Regions from separate parts of the Mus musculus genome. Here region 1 is linked to region 2. The links are chromatin loops, found by intact Hi-C in ENCODE. Cell type or tissue: heart. All regions are shown on one strand. Each heading gives the region's core, and the rest is flanking DNA. Links, peaks and the distances in the headings are about the cores only.

Region 1 (8,693 bases), core at 481-8,480, 620 kb before region 2:
CAAAGTAAGTTCCAGGACAGGACAGCCAGGGCTACACAGAGAAACCCTGTCTCAAAAAAACCAAGAAAAAAAAAGAGAGAGAGAGAAAGAGATCCTTCTCACTTCTGGGCACTCCCTTGATCTTTCGTCCATTGTGACATGGCCTCTCCAGGAAAATTAATTTTCAGCCTCTGCCTGTCTACTGCTGTCTTGGCTCTAGCCATAGAGTGCCCTGACTTCAGTTACATTAGTCTTTCCCAAGGAAAAGACCCACATGACCCTTAGTTGGACAACCCCATTAAACTGAGTTGCCCAATGTGTGAGGAAGGGCTGAGGACGAATGGTAGCTCACACACCTGAAGCCCCACCCTGGGATGCCAATGGCCTGGAGGACAAAGAACACATCCTGGACGAAGAAAATGAAGAAAAAAACGAAGAAATTGAATGAACTATCACTCCTGCAAAGAGAAAAAAAGCAAGTGTGGGAGAATTAGAAAATGAGGTTCAGAGCAGCTCCCATCACCTCTCACTGCATCTCACTGTAGCCCTTCTCTCATCACCTCACTGCATCTCACTGCAGCCCTTCCTCCCATCACCTCTCACTGCATCTCACTGTAGCCCTTCTCTCATCACCTCACTGCATCTCACTGCAGCCCTTCCTCCCATCACCTCTCACTGCAGCCCTTCCTCCCATCACCTCTCATTGTATCTCATTGCAGCCCTTCCATCACCCCTTTCACTTACCGGAAAGCCTTATACATCGGGCGGTACCAGCAGACAAAGGAGCAGGGAGTGAAAAGGAGCAGCCAGAGCATAGACAGCCCAAAGCCTGAGCCACTGCCGGTGTCCACACAGAACCTGGCCAGGCAGGCGAAGAAGTTCAGGAGAAGAGCCAGAGTGCTGCCTGAGGGGCAGAGAGGAACAGGGCATAGTGAAGGGACCCTCTGGACTACAGCGAAGCCTGTCACATATACCTGCCCAATGGCCCTCATCAAATGTGGCAGCAGAGAAAGAAGATCAACCCCACAGATGAGGCATGGGCTCCTTGCAAAAACCTTGAAAGAATTCAGAATGCATTTATGCATGGTGACAGAGGGAAGGGGCAGGCTAAGAACATACATAAAATAAGAAAGAATAGTCTACAGATTCTTGAATAGATGCTAATAAGTGTCTTGCTCTCAGAGTTGTGTTGTGGGGCATTTAATAGATTAATCTGTAATGTCTGTCTCCCAAAAAGTTTTCCTACACTTACACATCCAGAGGTAGTACATGGTGGACACCGTCTTCTGAAATTCTTGGGGTATCTCCATAGAGATGTCTTGGAAAAAGCAAGGCTTTACAGGGCAAAAAGACGGTAGGGGAGGCCAGTTGTTCTGTCGAGCTGTAAGGCACAAAACCAGGAAAACATCAAATATCAATGCAAGTCAATCAGAGCCACACTCACCTCTTCCTCCACTCCTGTCTTCTCAATCCCAGGTAAAAAGAGGCAAATAGTGGACAGCAGCAGGCATGGGATGCATGCCTGCAGTCCCACACTGTGGAGGCTGAGGCAGGAGGTCAGAGAGGCCCAGCCCAGCCTGGTCTACACAAGACTCTTTGAAGACAAAACAAAGAACAACAAAGAAGCAACAGTAAGCAAAGAGTTACTACTCGAAACATCTGAGGCTCCCAAGAACCTTGCCCAGGTTGATTTTATTCAGCCCTCACAATTCCTCACTTTGTAAATTGAGAAGAACATTCTAGAAAATAGGAACCTGAAGTGTTCACTCTAAAGTCTCAATGGTTGGAGTGCGTATCAGTGGGTTGGGGCTGAGACACCCCAAGGGTGTCTACCGCCCAAAGGGCTACAGAGAAGGCTCAGTGATCAGAAACATTTGCTGCTCTTGCAGAGGCCCAGAGCTGGTTCCCAGGACCCACATGTGGGCTTACAGCAGCCTGTAACTGCAGCCCCAGGGCATCTGTGGCCCTCTTCTGGTCTCCATGGACACGACATACATATGCTGTGCTGATATACGTGCAGGCAAAACACTCATACGCATAAAATAAAAATATTATAAAGGAGCCTTTTAAAAACAACCCATTCTGTTGTGAGCCCATGGCTAAGAAGTGTCAACTATAACTAAACTCGAATTTAACAGTGTGACTGAGGACCCCATGCTCCTTCTAATCTGTCACCCTAACCAGGCCTCACTTACTGCCTGCACCACCCAGGGCGACATGCTGCAGTTCTCGCTCCCGGCGGTCCAACTCCTCTGCCTTGCGGTTGAGTTCCTCCTGCTTCTTCAGCAGCTCAGCAGTGGCCGCTGCAGCTGAGGCCTACCCAGCATATGAGAGGCGGCATGAGAGAGGCAGGCGTGACCTTGAGGCCCAGCCCTGACTCTTCTCCCACCACCCACACACACTCTTTACCTGGGTGCTGTAGGAGCCGTAGTTCCTGGGCTCTGTGGGGCTGAGCTTTCTTGAGGACTGTACAGAGGGAGCTGAGGGTGGCGGTAGAGGTGCTGGGGCTGGAGCAGGAGGCTCGTAGGCTGGTGGGGGCTGCTGGAGACAAGCCTTAGACATCACCTAGTCCCTGTAACTCAGTCATCTAGTCTGTGTGCAAGCATTACCCAAGTCAGCAGCATATCCCTACAAGTTGGGAACCTCGTTGGGTTTTTTGGTTTTGTTTTTGAGAAGACAGGCACGTGGGTTGATCTCAATCTTACAATCCTCCTGCCTCAGGCTAAGCACTGGGATTGACAGCTCTGTGCCACGTTCCTAAGCTACTTATGTAAGTTGGGCAACTCCATCAGAGCTGCAGCAGTCCTGTGCAGCCTCTTACATCCAATGCCATCAGCAATTATCCACATCTAACTTTTCTAATTTTTAAAATTACATTTACCTATTGTGTGTGAGTTCATGTGTGTGTGTACACTCTCTCATGGTATGCACATGGAGGTCACATGACAACTTATAGGAGTTTGTTCTCGCCTTCATCACCTTCTTGGGGGACTGGCTGAAGTCAGGTTTTAGTCTAGGCTGCAAACTGAGCCTTTACCCATTAATCCATCTGACTCTTTGTTTTTTGAGGCAGGGTCTCACATGCCATCATGGTCTCCAACTTGTTACTAGCTAAGGGTGACTTCTTATACACCTGCCTCTACCTCTCAAATGCTAGGATTATATACTCGGGCCACCATACTGGGTTCATGTAGTGCTGAGGGCTAGGGTAGTGCACTTGGTAGGCAACACTCGACCAACTGAGCTACATCCCCACAGCTCCCCCACACCCTTACTTTCTTTTACTGCCCTCCTCATATGCCCTCTGATCGCACGGGTTTCTCAACTATGACTAGCCCCAACCTTGATGCTCTTCAAACAAGTCTTCCCTGGACCGACTTCTTTAACTCAAAACTAGATGACCCTTTTGTCCGAGATTAGGTTTGGCTTGGCTAACGTCTCTCGGGAAGCTAAAAGCACACCACTTCATCATTTGGTTGCATTAACAAAGTCCCCAGGATGCTCAGACAGAGCTCATGGTACACTCGGCTTTCCCTGCTCTTCTGTGCTCCCTCTAATTGCTCACCTCTCGGTTCTCAAAGGGGTTGTAGACGTCCAGCGTGGCATACTGCTGGCTGGGTCGGTGCTGGATCACAGCTGGGTCCTGAGAGCAGAGACGGGGCTCAGCGGGCAATCGGTGTCAAAGGAATTCCTAGGAACTTCCCGAAACTGCTCGTGGTTCCAAGTACTGAGCCTTTGGTGCCACGCCGTTGTTCCCAACATTTGCCTTCAAGTCTATCACTCTACATAGCTAGAACCCGCTCATTAAAGGGGCAGAGCCCGCAACCCTTTAGCTCCCCATGTTCACTGGTCTCGAGCTACCGCCACCTTCACATAGCGACACTTCTACCCTGGGTCAAAAGTCACAAATGGGAATAGCATTCCGACCCCACAGAACAGTATGCAGACTGGCCAAAGAAGGCCGGCGCAAATCACCTGAAAGGGATTGTCAAGCTCGCCGGAGTCGGGGAATGGATTCCCGGTGTCTCTGCTCTGAGCCATGTTTGCAAGTGAACCCGGCCGCCCCTGCCCTACACGCCCCTGCCCCGGCAGTACGGCGGTGGCGGCCCAAAGAACTCCCTCCGGTGTGCTTGGTCCACTCGCTTCCCTGTGCTCCAATTGGTTGAAACAACCGGAAGAGTCGCGAAGATTCCCGCAGCAGCAGTGGACTGCGCCTGCGCCTCAGTTGGGGGGGGGGGAGGAAAAAAAAACCCAAAAGCGGGAAGTACCGCACGTGATATCCCTAAGCCAGTCTCCGCAGCCCAGAGTCACACTTCCTCCACGTGACTTCCTAGCAGGCATGAACTACATATCCCAGGTAGCTTCATGTTAAGCAGCTCAGAAGGTATCTTTGCGCACAGGTTAGTGGCGGGAAGCTCAGTTTTCTTCACGGGTTTCTGGATCTATTGAAGGGCATAACTTCAAGGCTACTGTCACTATCCATTTATTTACAGGGCCAAAGCTATTTCCTGACATTCACTACTCTAGATCACACAAGTTCTACCTGATTGCATCTACTTTAATTTTTACTACCTCAGAATACAAAGTGCATATAAGTGACTCTAAGTTGGCAGGACAAAGAGGCCTTTATACCCAAATTCAGATGGCTACCAATTATTTCACTCCTTCACCCCAGTACCCTCGAACCTCAAATTCCAGGGATTGGGGGGGGTCAGATGAAGCATGTCATTTTATTTCACAAAGACTGTACAAAATCCCTTATAAAACATGGGGTAGACACCACCTGGTTACGTCATTCTGCCCCCCATCCACCTCCACATGAGGGGCAGATGAGGTTGGGAGAGTGTAAATAGTAGTATATACATGTCAGGGGTTGAATCGATAGGTACAAGTTCTGTCATATTTACACTATTCCACATATTCACAGGTACAAAGGAGCCAGGGGCTGGAGAGAGGGCAAGTTCTGCCTCTGTTCTTTTGTATAAAAAAGCACCAGTGTCCTGGATTGGACACCCACTGCTACACAAGGAGCAGGGGGCCCAAAGCCTAATTGTCACCGACTGATATCCCGACTGGAGTCCCACAACTTGGTGTTGGGTGGCTCAGTCCGAAGGCAGGCGAAGAAAGGATGCTGAAGGGCTTCACCTAAGGTCAGCCGCTTAGCAGGCTCATACTCTAGCATATTTTCAATCAGATCGAAGAGCTGGTGGTGGTCCTCTGCCTCTGAGGTCAGATACCGCTGGTGGAGGGCAGGAAGAAGGTAAGGCAATGCCTTACAAACTTCATTCTCTTTCTTTCCTTTTCAAGACAGGGTCTCACTGTGCAGTCGAGGCTGTTCTGGAGCTACGCACTGCAGCTGACTTGGAACACCTGCCTCGGCCTCACAAGAGCCTCTCGAGTGCTGGGATTGCAGGCCTGTGTCACCTACGACTCCCTGCTTCCTCTAAAGCCCCACTTTTGCTCTTTAGAAAAAGAACCAAAGTTCGGCTTGCATGGAATTTGAAAGCTACCTTATCACAACATTATGTGGTCATAATATTTCTGATATTACAGCTCAACCTACCTTCCCACTAGCACAATTAATCCTTAATATTCTGTTTTACTTGTATATACTTGTCAACCTCATGACTCTTCCTTAGCTCCACATTAAAGTGTAAAGTGTAAGCTTTTCAAAGGTAGTTTATTCTTTTCTGTCTGCTTTCCTCTGGTTGTCTATAGATGAGGTTATCTGTGAACCCTCGATCTCCTCTGTCCACCGTTGACCAAATTATCTTCTTTCAATGTTCCTCCCCCTCCTGCCCTAACCTCCACTTAGAAAATGCACTCCAGGGACCAACCACCCGAAGAAAGAAGCAACCTTTAGATGGTGGACAGTACTTCTCCCTGGCCAGGCTCACCCGCAGAGGTTTGCAGTTCTCACGAACGTAGCGCCCGGCTGAGGTGTTCTCATCCCAATCCAGGCGACCCCGATAAAAATATTTCTGTTTTCTGGAGGGGAAGGGGAGGTTTGTGCATCAGAAGGCTCCATTTCTATAAAACCCTTTCCCTTGTTTACCCAAGTAAGTGGGGGCTAGGGAGATGTCAATGAAAACAAGAAAATGATGCCTAACAGACAAATTCCACGAGGAGAGACGCTCTAGTGCCTCCCGCGTGAGAGTCACCTTGTCTTTCTGATCATCCGAGAAGGGACAGGACCCAGGATCCTTTCCATCATGGCTAGATGCTCTCTGTTGTCATGGGTCTGAGAAACAAAGAGAGCAGAGCATAGGACACAGCAAGGAGCGCTGGAGACTAGTTGCCATATAGACAATATGCCATATAGACAGAGGACTGAGCAGGAATGTCCTCTGCAGACCAAGAAACCCAGCAGCCTGGGATTATCCACCATTTACCTGGAAGAGGGTGAAGCCAACGTAGTACTCAAAGATGATGCAGCCTATGCTCCATACATCGCATGGCTGTGACCAGCCCAACTCTGTAGTGAGGAGGAAGAGGACTAAGATGCCTAGGATATGCCCCCCCACATCCCACACCCTGGGCAGCCCTGAGCTCCCTTACCCAGGATGACCTCGGGGGCTCGGTAATGGCGAGTGGAGACAATGGTGCTATGGTGTTCGTGGTCAAAGGTGGCACTGCCGAAGTCCACCACCCGCACGGCTGTGCTCTTTACACTGCGCTCATCTCGCTTCTAGGAACAAAGCAGATGGGATGACTCTCCATCACACTGGGGCTCAGACACTAAGCTACTTCAGAGTCTGGAAAGGGTAGCCTGTTCCCTTATACCCAGAAAAACTAGGCTCCTAGTATTTTGTTGTTTAAAGCAGGATCTCCTTATGTATCCCAGGCAGGCTTTGAACCTGCAGCAATCCTACCTCAGAGCCTCCCAAGTGCTGGGATACAGGCATATGCCACCACACCTAGCTCTCACAGTAGCGTTTTAAGAGCAGGAAAGGAATAAGACTAAGAAATGGTATGGAATAATGTGGAAGTCTCAAAGTACCAGACCACTAGAGGCAAGTGTCTGGTGTGCTATCTGAAAATATGTCCTGTGTAGCAAAGGGTGAAGAAGACCTTTAGTGCTGATACCTCCAGCAGTCAAGCAATCAGTTTTCCTGCCACACAGAAATGCACATCTCAGAAAGGGAGGGTGGACACTTTCCAAACTGTCTTTCAATTTCAGTCTTCTTAAATGGTTCCCTTTTGACTTATCATTGTGGTACACTGCTTCTACCCAGCTGGAGCCAGACAGGAGGAAATAGTAAAAGGGAAACACAAGAACCAAAAGCCAAGTGGTCCAGAGGTCTGCCCCTCTGGACAGAGGGCAGATCCTGTCCATCTTACCTTCTCTAGGTTGTAGGTGAGTTCGTAGTCTGAATTCACAAACAGAATATTTTCAGGTTTGAGGTCCGTATGTGTCAACTTGTTATCATGGAGGACTGCAGGGGAGAAGGCTAGATCAGGCTTGATCCAGGTGGCTAGAACTAACTGCCAGCAACTGACCCCGTACTGAATACTAAAGACAAAGCTGGTGAGGAGGCAGGCCCAGACTACACTGGGGCTACTTTCTGCACTCCAATCAAATAAAATGGCTGGCCTAAGCACTGCCCTTAGTAATATAAAATGCACATATAGTTCATCTGATAGAAAAGCAGCAGTGTACCTAAGTGGGAGTTTTTTTTTGGTCTTACGGTTGATCTATGTGACTGCCTAATGATGCAGAGAAACAACTACTCTAGATTCTGAAGCTAGTACCTCAGCTCAATGACCCAGGGTTCTTGCATCTGCTGTATAAAGAGCACCTCATTAGACAAACCTAAGACTCTAGCAAGAACACCTCTGTGCTTGTTGTACAGTACTTTTCCAAAAAAGGATGAGGAAAAGACACTAAGTGCTATGGGTTTGCAGTAAGAGCAACTGGTGATATTAAAGATGTCAGTCAAGGTGGTAAGTCGGAGGAGGAGCTGCCATGACAGCAGCAGGTGTGAGAGTGAGCTGACTGCGTAGGGGCATGCCTAGCTCACAAGTACACACAAGAGGCCTGATGGAGGAAAGGGCTGCCCCAGAGTTCGCCTCAGCCCACCCCACTCACACTTGACGGCCTGGCAGAGCTGGAAGGCCATGTGGCGCACTTGGTGGATGGGGTAGGGCAGGTAGTTGTTGTCTTTGAGGAAATCGAAGGTGCTAAGGCCCAGAAGCTCAAAGGAGATACACATGTGGCCATGGTAGTCAAACCAGTCAAACATCTGGACACAGAGGCTGGGGAGAGACAGGGGAAGTTGGATGTCTAATAAGTTCCCAAAACCCAGCACCCCACCAAAATGAAAGTCTGTATGGTTGTTGATTCTACAGTCGTACAAAAACATGCTAGCTAATGTCTCTGATAAGGACTAGGAATGTAGGTAAGTTGGCAGAGTGCCTACTTAGCATGCAGAAGGCCCAAGTTCAATCTGCAGCATTCCATATAACAATTATGATGGCATGAATCTGTAATCTCAGCATTTGGGAGTTGGAGGCAGGAGAATCATAAATTCAAGATTATCCTCGACTACATAGTAAGTTTGAAGATGTTTGCCTGGGCTACATGATACCCTGTCACTTAAAAAAAAACAAACAAACAACCAAACAAACAAACAAACAAAAACAATTAAAATCATCAACAAAATTCAGGTCATCTAGAGAAGGACCAAAAAGCGCTACCTGACAAATTCTCCCAA
Region 2 (8,693 bases), core at 429-8,428:
AAAAGTTAAATAAATTTAGGGATCTCTATCTCTTTCTCCCCTCTATTCTTTTTTCTCTCCTATCTAGTGTTAGGGGATAAAACTGGGGTGTAGGGGGAATGGAGCCAGGGGTGGAGGGTGGCAATAAGGAAAAGAAGAACCCACAAAGTAGAAAACTCCAACTACACACTGTCTAAAAAATAAAGAAAAAGAAAAGAAAAGAAAAGAAAAGACAAGAAAAGACAAGACAAGACAAGACTATGATTTCCACTGGTGTCCTCCACCAGGCATGTTCAGCTGCTGTGTTCCCAAACACTGTCTGGACCTTCCTACTGAGGGTTCTTGGCCTCGAACATTATTTTTTTCTTTCCTTGGTTCATATACAGTCTTCCTTTGGGTCTTAGCTTAGTGACACTTGTAGGAGACCTTCTATAAGCCCCAGAGCAGGGTTGGAGCCCTTACTATGTTCCTAAGGCATCATTATGTCCAGCACTGCCTGCACATCTGTCCCACTTGGCTTAGGGTCAAGGAGTTCCTGACCCATGTCTGTTCATAACCATATCAAGTGTTCAAAGCACACCAGCTCAACTCAATGAACAAGAAGAAGGAGCAAACCGGAAGTTCAGAACAGCCAACACCAGCGTCCGCCCTCCCCAGTCTTCTCCCAGACCCACCTGCCTCATGAGCTCTGGGTTGTTGAGCATGTGGCTGATCTCGGGGTTCCTCTCCATCAGCTGCTGCATCTGGGGATTAGCCATGATCATGTGGCGCATCAGATCAGGGTTTGACATCATATCCTGGACCAAGGGGTTCTCCATGATCTGCGACAGCATCTCAGGATTGGACATGAGCTGTCTCTGCATCTGTTGCTGCAGCTCCATAAAGTTGGCGGAGCCCAGGCCCAGGCTGCCCAGTCCCAGGATGCCTCCGAAGCCAGCTGTGGGAAGGAGCAGGGTCAGAGTCTCCCTCTCAGACCCTTCCAAGATCCAGCAGACTTTCCAAGATAGACCCTAATTGCTTCTGACATGTCCCTCCCTCTTCAGTCACTCCCACAACTCCAGGAAAGAGACCTCTATAAAGGCAGGGGGCAAGCTAAGCATAGCATTGAACAGAAGTAGACCCACCTTTCTCCATTCCCCTCTTTACCCAGGACTCCCCTCCCCCAACGCCATCTTTCCTTTTGTTCCTGAACTTGAGTCCATCTCTGAAATCATGGAAACCATCATAAGGGCTGGTGAGATGGCTCAGTGGGTACGAGCACCCGACTGCTCTTCCAAAGGTCCAGAGTTCAAATCCCAGCAACCACATGGTGGCTCACAACCATCTGTAAGGAGATCTGACTCCCTCTTCTGGAGTGTCTGAAGACAGCTACAGTGTACTTACATATAATAAATAAATAAATCTTTAAAAAAAAAAAAAAAAACCATCATAAACCGATCATTCATTCCCCACCCCAGCTTGGCTTAAGTTCCAACATCTGGAAGAGTGACTACGGTCATGGGACTAGGACTAGGGATCAGGGACCATTCTTCTTCTTTATCTTTGTGCACCCCACTCCCCTGGCCAATACAAAATTATGCTCTCCCCCGCTAAAGGCTTACAGAGGATCGATGCAGTAGCACTTGAGGGCCCCTCTGCAGCCACTGGAGAGGGCCCCCCTCCACTGCCAGCATCTGAAGTTGTATTGCCAGAGCTGCAGGGCTGGACAGGGGCGGCGGCAGGTGAGGCAGGCGTGGTGGAGGGTGCAGAGGCAGAGTCAGGAGTGGATGGAGGAGAAGCAGCAGCAGTCACTGGATCTTGAGCCCTGAGGACAAAGAGTAGGGAAACCTGGCTGGAGTGTGCACAAGTGACAAGGTGGCCTTGGACTGACAGCTCAAGCCACCTCCTAAGCAGCCTTGTTCCACCCTTACCCCAGGCTAGCAGGATGCTGGGGAGAGGGATGGTATCAGTTATCAACAGTCTCTAAGGCAACCTGGGAGTACTGACAGGCTCCCCCAGAGGTAAGACCTTATCCATCTGTGCCAGGCCTGGCTGCTGAACAGGTGAGAAAGAATGGGAGGTGAGGTCACAATCAGGAGCAAGGGCAGCTCCTGTCTGTACTTACTTCTGAGGGGTTTTGATGACTAGGTGGACTGTGAGCCCATCCTTGATGCCGTGCTGGCTCAGGGTGTCCCCATCCTTGAGGATCTTGCCTGCGAAGATCAGGACCAGCTGATCCTGCTGAGCCTTAAACCTCCGGGAGATCTCCTCCTTGAACTGTGGTCAAGAGGCAGAGATCACTGCAGAGGCCAACTGCGCCCCGCTGCAAGACTTGACCCTCAGTTCTGCCCCTCTAGCTACAAGAATCCATTCAATTAGTTCCATGACACAGTATCCCAACCCTGGAAAGCCCCTGCTGCTATCCACAACAGCAGCTTCTGTCCCACCACCCAATTCTCTGAAAGTGATACCTCACAGAGGCATGGGCAGCCCTCCCCATCCTAAATCCTTCAACTAGCCTTGGGCTCAGGCTGTCTCTCTTCAGCCTTCTCTCTGCTTTTCAGTCCCAGCTTCCTCATCACTATAACAGATAATCTAGAGTATTATTGAGATCTATTGAGGAATCTAGTGTGTTAGTTACCATCTCTACTTAATTAAATTAATTAAATTTAATTAATTAATTAATTAATTAAGAGACAGGGTCTCTGCATGTAGCTCTTGCTGTCCTGGAACTTTCTATGTAGACCTCGAACTCAGATAGATCCACCTGCTTCTACCTCCCCAGGGCTGGGAATTTAAAGATAAGGATCAGAGAAGAGGTAATGTATCCGGGGATATAGGAACTCAGGTCTGGACATCAATGTCTTCATCAGACACATTCTCAATAAGAGCTGTTTTATAATTCAGCTTTTCCCAGGGGACTTAAAATTCTCTAATGAGAGAGCAGCAGTGGTACCAACGGCTACACTGGGGCGAGTTAAATTTTCTAGATTCTATCAGCTCCTCCAAAACACAACACAACACAACACATATTCTAACTATAAACAGTGCACTTGCTAAGCAAAAGATCCCTCTCTTCCAACCAGATGGCCTATTCTAAGCCCCGCCTATGTGCAATTCTGGAGCAGCTTCAAGCAGTGGGGAACACAGGCAATACTCCCTCACTCATTCTATATTATTTTGTTGAGCACCTACTGCGCTCAGCAAATCCTGTAGAGCAGAAAACTGAACTACACAACCGTTTCGATTTGCGACAAGGAGGCTCTGTGGAGAGAGAGAGAGAGGGAGAGAGAGAGAGAGAGGGCACCACCACCACGCGACACTCCCGGGAGAGCATAGCCGCAGCTCGCTCGGGCCGCACGGTGCCTTAGCGCCTGGAACCTCTACCAGTGACCCTGGAGCACACTCTCCTCAAGCCTAGGCTCCAAATGGAGCCCGCAAGCAAGGTGTCCCTTCCTCAAGCTCCCCCACCACGCCCCCAGCCCGGGTAGCGCGGCCAAACCGGCCCCTACCCGCGCCACGCTCCCCGGACTAGCCCTGGCAGGGCGCCCCCTACCCGCTTCTCCCGCCTGTATGCCCCTGGATTCCGCCCCGGCCGGGGGCCCGTCCCCGGCGCCAGGCCGACCCCGAGGTCTCCCTCTCTGCTCTGACCCCCTCGGTGCGCTGCTCCCGCCCTCCTGTCTCCTCCCAGCCAGATACTACCTCCTTGACCGAGGCTTGATCGCAGATCACGATCTCCTCCTTGTCCTTGGGGGTCTTGACGGTGACCCGAATCTGGGGCCTCGTCTCAGCCCCACTCGGCTCCGCCATGCCGCCGCCCGGCCGCCCGCCAGCCCGTCCGGCTCCTCCTCCTCCTCCTCCCGGCCCGCCCGGCCCGGCCCGACTCCGGGGCCTCCAACTCCCCCTCCCGCCCCTCCCCAAGGCTCCGCCGCCCACTCCGGACAGCCGCAGCCACAGCGCCCCGGGCGGCCTGGGGGAGCACTGCAGCTGGGGCGGCCCAGGCCCGAGCAGGGTGCGCAGCTGGCCCGGGCCGGACAGCGCGGAGGGCGGGAGATTCAGGGCCGCCTGCGGCTCCCTCCTGTTCGGACAAAGGACTTTCGTTGTCGCCGTCTTATCTCCGTTCCCTGGGGTCACTTGGTTTTCTTGAGAGGCCTGGGTTCGTTCCTGGTTCAGGACGTCCTTAAGACCTCTGCGGATTCGAGCAGTCGTGGCCTCCGGGGAACCGCCCCGAGGGAGCCATTAAGGACGGTTTCAGAGACCTGGAGTTTGCCTACGTGGCTTCTCTGAGCCTTGGGAGTAAAAGAGCAAGACCCCACAGAATTGTGACTAGCGTACAATATTGCTTTAAAAAATGGTCAAGGATGTGCCTAACAGATAGATTTATTATTAGATTGCGATTGACCAGTAGGCACGAAGGCGTCCTTCGCGTGGAAGATGTTAAAAGTATTTCCACCGTTGCCACTGTCCTTGCGCTCCCGCTCTCCCCCCCCCCAACTCCACAACCACATGGTCCCACTGGAACGCTGAACTATGGTTCCCAGAATTCCTTGAGCGATCACATGAAACTACGATTCCCAGAGGCCCTCGCGCGGGGCGGGAATTGGGCCAGAGCCTCAGTAGATGGGCCCGGTGACTACAACTCCCAGGCGCCTCGTAGCTGGGCTCCTGGGCCACCGGAAGCGACTGAGGGAGAGCAAGAGGCTGCGACTGTAGGGGTGTGTTGGTGCAGGTCAGGGTTAAGAGACGCAGGCATGCTGCGTCCCAAGGCTTTGACGCAGGTGCTAAGCCAAGCCAACACTGGAGGAGTCCAGAGCACCCTGTGAGTGAACAAGAACCCAAGCAGCGAGCGCTGGAATGGGGCGGCGCGCGGCTGTCTGCAGTAGGGGTAGGGAAGAGCCCTACGCCGGGAGGTGGCTAATGTTGCAAGCTGCAGCTTCGGAAACCCTGCTTGAGGGCTTCCTCGGAAAGGGAAATGGACAGTTGATTAGCGTGTTCCTGGATTCTTGCTTCCTAAAAGCGCCAGTAGCTGGAATTGGGATAGGAACTCAGACCTTTCACTCTTCCTGAGTTTGTTGATATCCTTCCCATTCTTGCCAGGCTGCTGAATAATGAGGGATCGCTGCTGGCCTACTCCGGTTATGGGGACACAGATGCCCGGGTCACTGCGGCCATCGCCAGTAACATCTGGGCCGCGTATGATAGGAACGGGAACCAAGCGTTTAATGAAGACAGTCTCAAATTTATCCTGATGGACTGCATGGTATGGAGTAAAGTAGGCTGACTTCGAACTTGCAATGATTATCCTGCTTCTGCCACCTCAACCCTGAGATTGCAGGTGTGCACCATCGCACCTTGCCAAATAAAACATAGATATTAAAAAAGGAAGTGAGAGTACGGTGCTGGCCTATGTGAGGGTCCATCTCAGTGAAAAGGAGACATTTGTTAAAAGATCCGAAGGACGATAGGAAAGGGGAAGAGAATTAAGCCATACAGCAATCATTTGGGGAAATATTTCTAACAGTGCTTGCTATGGTGGCTTATGCCTCTAGTTCAGTACACGAGAGACTGAGGCAGGCTCTCTTCGAGTATTTGTTTTCTTTCTTTCTTTTTCTTTTTTTGTTTTTCGAGACAGGGCTTCTCTGTGTAGTCCTGGCTGTCCTGGAACTCACTCTATAGAATCAGGCTGAACTCTGAAATCTGCTAGCTTCTGCCTCCCAAGTCCTGGGACTAAAGGTGTACACCACCACCGAGCAGACTTTGCAAGTATTTCTGACAACAGCAATTGCAAAGGGCCGAGGGCGGAGTGAGGCTTGGACAAAGATCAGTAAAGATGGAGCATCACAGAATGGGAAAAGGTTGTCGGGAGAAAGGGCTAAAGTCCTCTGAAGAGTGGCAGTGTGCAGAACTGAAAAAGGTGTTTGCAGTGGGGAAGGCCCCTTGGGAAGCTCTTCACTGTCATGCTGGCAGCCCATTCTTTACACCCACTCTCATTCACACTGGGTACTGAGTCCAGGGCTGGTGTCACTGCAGCCTAGCTAAGCTCTAAGAAATGCTTTTTAAGGGACAGATGTGGAGCTCAGTGGTAGAGCAGTTGCCTAGAGTGTTTGGGATTCTAGAACCCATTCCAAGAAACACAGTTTTTATTTTTGAGTCAGAGGCTAGTATACACACTGGAGCAAGTTCTGTGAAACATCACTTCTCTCACATAGATGTGCCATGACATTTTTATTGTTATTTTCAAATGTTGACCCACCCTAATTGATCCCCATTTTGAAAAGTTACACCATAGGAAAAGAAGAGACATAAGTTGGGTTGTGTGTGTGTGGGGGGGAGTTGTTTTTACCTTTTTAAGGTTTGTTTTATTCTGTATGTATGAGTTGCTTTGCCCAGGTGGTATATATGTGCCCCATGTGCATGCATGATGCCCCCAAGGAGGCTGAAAGAAGGCATTGGAGCCCCTGAACTGCTGTTATAGATGATTGTGAGCACAGTGTTGGTGTTGGGATTCGAACTCAAGCCTACTGCCAGAGCAGCATACGAGTTGGGTTCCTGGTCCTGACCTGCTGAGACAGTTCTCGGCATTAGAGAAGAGAACCCCAAGTTCTGGAAGACTTGGTTTCCCAGGATAGCTTGGTTAGCACATGGCTCAGCTGAGGCTGGAATCCAGTTTCAGACCCCCATGTCTTAAATGCTGGGCAGAGCTCCTAGCTGAACTTCCTGCTCTGCTAAGCTTGGGAGACAATGTCACTAGGACCAGAGGAACCCTGGGGAAGGCAGGAACTAAGGATGTCAAGCAGAATGCCCCAAAGTATCATGTCCTTCCCACCAGGAGGGCCGTGTAGCCATTACGAGGGTGGCCAACCTTCTGCTATGTATGTATGCCAAGGAGACCGTAGGCTTCGGAATGCTCAAGGCTAAGGTGAGTATATTCCTCTGTTATAAACTTTCTGGGCTGTAACATCTATGCATGCCCTTGCTCTGAATAAAGGACATGGAGACTTTAATTAGGTTTATTATGAGCTTTGGGCACTATAGCTGGGCAGATTCTCAACTATTCTAACCCAACCATATTGGCTTGGCCTATGTCCATGACCCATTACCTGTCCATCTTAGTCATGTCCTGGTACCTGCTTCCTCATCTTTGTCCAGCTGGCAACTCCTCTCCCAGAATTCCTATCTCTTCCTGGAAGTCCCACCTCCTACTTCCTGCCTTTGCTTTTTAATAAGCTGATCAAAAGGTGAGCGAGAGTGTTTACAAAATATGTAGCCAAATGAAACCAAATGAACCAAAGTCCAGTCTGCATTAAACTCTGCTGGCACAGAAATCGGCATTTGAATAATAATACAAAGATGATCTTTACATAGGGCGCAATATCATCATCCCAGCACTGATCCAGCCTTAGTTCCTGTTCACTGTGTTCCTTACATGTCCCTCCCCTCTCTGGAGTTCTCATAGCTCCTCACTCCATGTCTAGGATGGGCTAAAGAGCAGTGGGGGTGGGCTGGGGGGGGAGTTGGCTGCTAAGTGTGGCGTGGGGAGCCAGCGTGGTTCAGGGATCCGTCTAAGCATAAGCGATGCATGGACTGACTGTGCTCCTGCCTCCTTGCAGGCCCAGGCCCTGGTGCAGTACCTGGAGGAACCCCTCACCCAAGTAGCAGCATCATAACAGCGTGATGGAGGCTGGAGTAGAAAAGGGATGATGATCTGGAGGGAGGGGCGGGGCCCTAGAAACGCCATATCGGGCGAGGTACAGGAAGGGGGGGTTGCTTTTTTCTGAATAAATTTTCAACTCTTACCTGTGTCTCACCTGCTTTCTTGGGAGGAAAGTGTGGAGTGGTTTCCTCGGGAGGATTCCCCTCTCCTGCAAAGGTGGGCTCTCTCATTCCCCATCACCAAATCTCTCAGTGGTTCTTGGCAGGGCTGCCCAGTGCCCTTGGCTTCTCCAGTGCTGTGTCTCATCATACTCCTAATTGCTTTTTTTTTCCATTAATTTATATGTTTATTCTATTTACATTGCAAAAAGCTCCCTTCCCATCCTCCCAGAATTGCTTTTCTTTAAACAATTTGTTTTTTGGTTTTTGTGAGACAGGATTTCTCTGTATAACCCTGGCTGTCCTGGAATTCACTTTGTAGACCAGGCTGGCCTCCAACTCAGAAATCCGTCTGCCTCTGCCTCCCAAGTGCTGGGATTAAAGGTATGTGCCACTACACCCGTGTGAAAAAATTGTTTAGGTTATTTTATGTACATGAGTGTTTTGACTGTTTGTGTGTCTGCACTTGTGCCTGTAAAGGGCATCAGATATCCCTGAAACCAGAGTTAGCAGGTGGCTGTGAGAGAGCTATGCTGAGAACCTAACCAGGGTCTTCTGCAAGAGCAGCGGTGCCCTTAGCTGCTGAGCTCACTCAACCCTCAGAGCAGAATCTCACCCGCCCGTTTTGCAGCACCTGGGACTGATCTAAAGGAGCAAATGCCTGTTCTTGCTGGACACAGAAAATAGAGGTCACCCTTTCTAATTTAAGGAGTGCTCCTGCTCCTTTCCCTACCTTTTCATGATCCTCTCTGCAGCATTTGTTTTAATTTAAAAAAAAAAAAATCGTGTGTGAGCACAGCAGACTCCTCTGCATTGCCTTTACTTATTTACTGTTTGCGTACATGACGCGTGGATAGGTGTGTCCCACATACAAGCATGGCAGTCAGAAGATTGACCCCCAGAAGGCCTCAAGGTCTTCATCT

What was found. A loop is a pair of places that touch in the nucleus more often than their neighbours do. Peaks named below come from ENCODE experiments on the same cell type or tissue, not always from the same donor. Only the 100,000 strongest peaks of a DNase experiment are listed, where the experiment ranks them.
Region 1: it touches region 2 in a loop (2.5-fold over the local background); 2 of 42 quality-filtered maps call a loop at or near these places.

What each region holds. Positions count from the first base shown.
Region 1 is chr3:89,172,919-89,181,611 of GRCm38, reverse strand. Gm45927 (predicted gene, 45927) reads right to left here. Exons shown (of 19, transcript NM_001310017.1): 6 at 8,069-8,235; 7 at 7,321-7,415; 8 at 6,538-6,667; 9 at 6,372-6,454; 10 at 6,141-6,220; 11 at 5,877-5,967; 12 at 3,545-3,622; 13 at 2,389-2,517; 14 at 2,175-2,295; 15 at 1,232-1,360; 16 at 724-883; 17 at 336-437. The coding sequence starts at 8,222. Clk2 (CDC-like kinase 2) reads right to left here. Exons shown (of 13, transcript NM_007712.4): 7 at 8,069-8,235; 8 at 7,321-7,415; 9 at 6,538-6,667; 10 at 6,372-6,454; 11 at 6,141-6,220; 12 at 5,877-5,967; 13 at 4,525-5,218. The coding sequence ends at 5,033. It overlaps Scamp3 (secretory carrier membrane protein 3), which reads right to left and starts at 4,221. Exons shown (of 9, transcript NM_011886.3): 1 at 3,955-4,221; 2 at 3,545-3,622; 3 at 2,389-2,517; 4 at 2,175-2,295; 5 at 1,232-1,360; 6 at 724-883; 7 at 336-437. The coding sequence starts at 4,020. It overlaps Gm16069 (a long non-coding RNA gene), which reads left to right. Exons shown (of 3, transcript XR_003954659.1): 3 at 699-762. In heart, for the core only: no CTCF peak of the experiment used is centred there; a DNase peak (open chromatin) is centred at 4,151; H3K4me3 peaks cover 3,131 bases; H3K27ac peaks cover 1,779 bases.
Region 2 is chr3:88,548,880-88,557,572 of GRCm38, reverse strand. It overlaps Lamtor2 (late endosomal/lysosomal adaptor, MAPK and MTOR activator 2), which reads left to right and starts at 4,622. Exons shown (of 4, transcript NM_031248.4): 1 at 4,622-4,777; 2 at 5,056-5,218; 3 at 6,788-6,877; 4 at 7,569-7,754. The coding sequence starts at 4,710. The coding sequence ends at 7,625. Ubqln4 (ubiquilin 4) reads right to left here and starts at 3,857. Exons shown (of 11, transcript NM_033526.2): 1 at 3,661-3,857; 2 at 2,084-2,235; 3 at 1,581-1,783; 4 at 654-916. The coding sequence starts at 3,768. In heart, for the core only: CTCF peaks have their summits at 3,720 and 3,937; DNase peaks (open chromatin) are centred at 1,612, 2,142, 3,842 and 4,532; H3K4me3 peaks cover 3,796 bases; H3K27ac peaks cover 2,712 bases.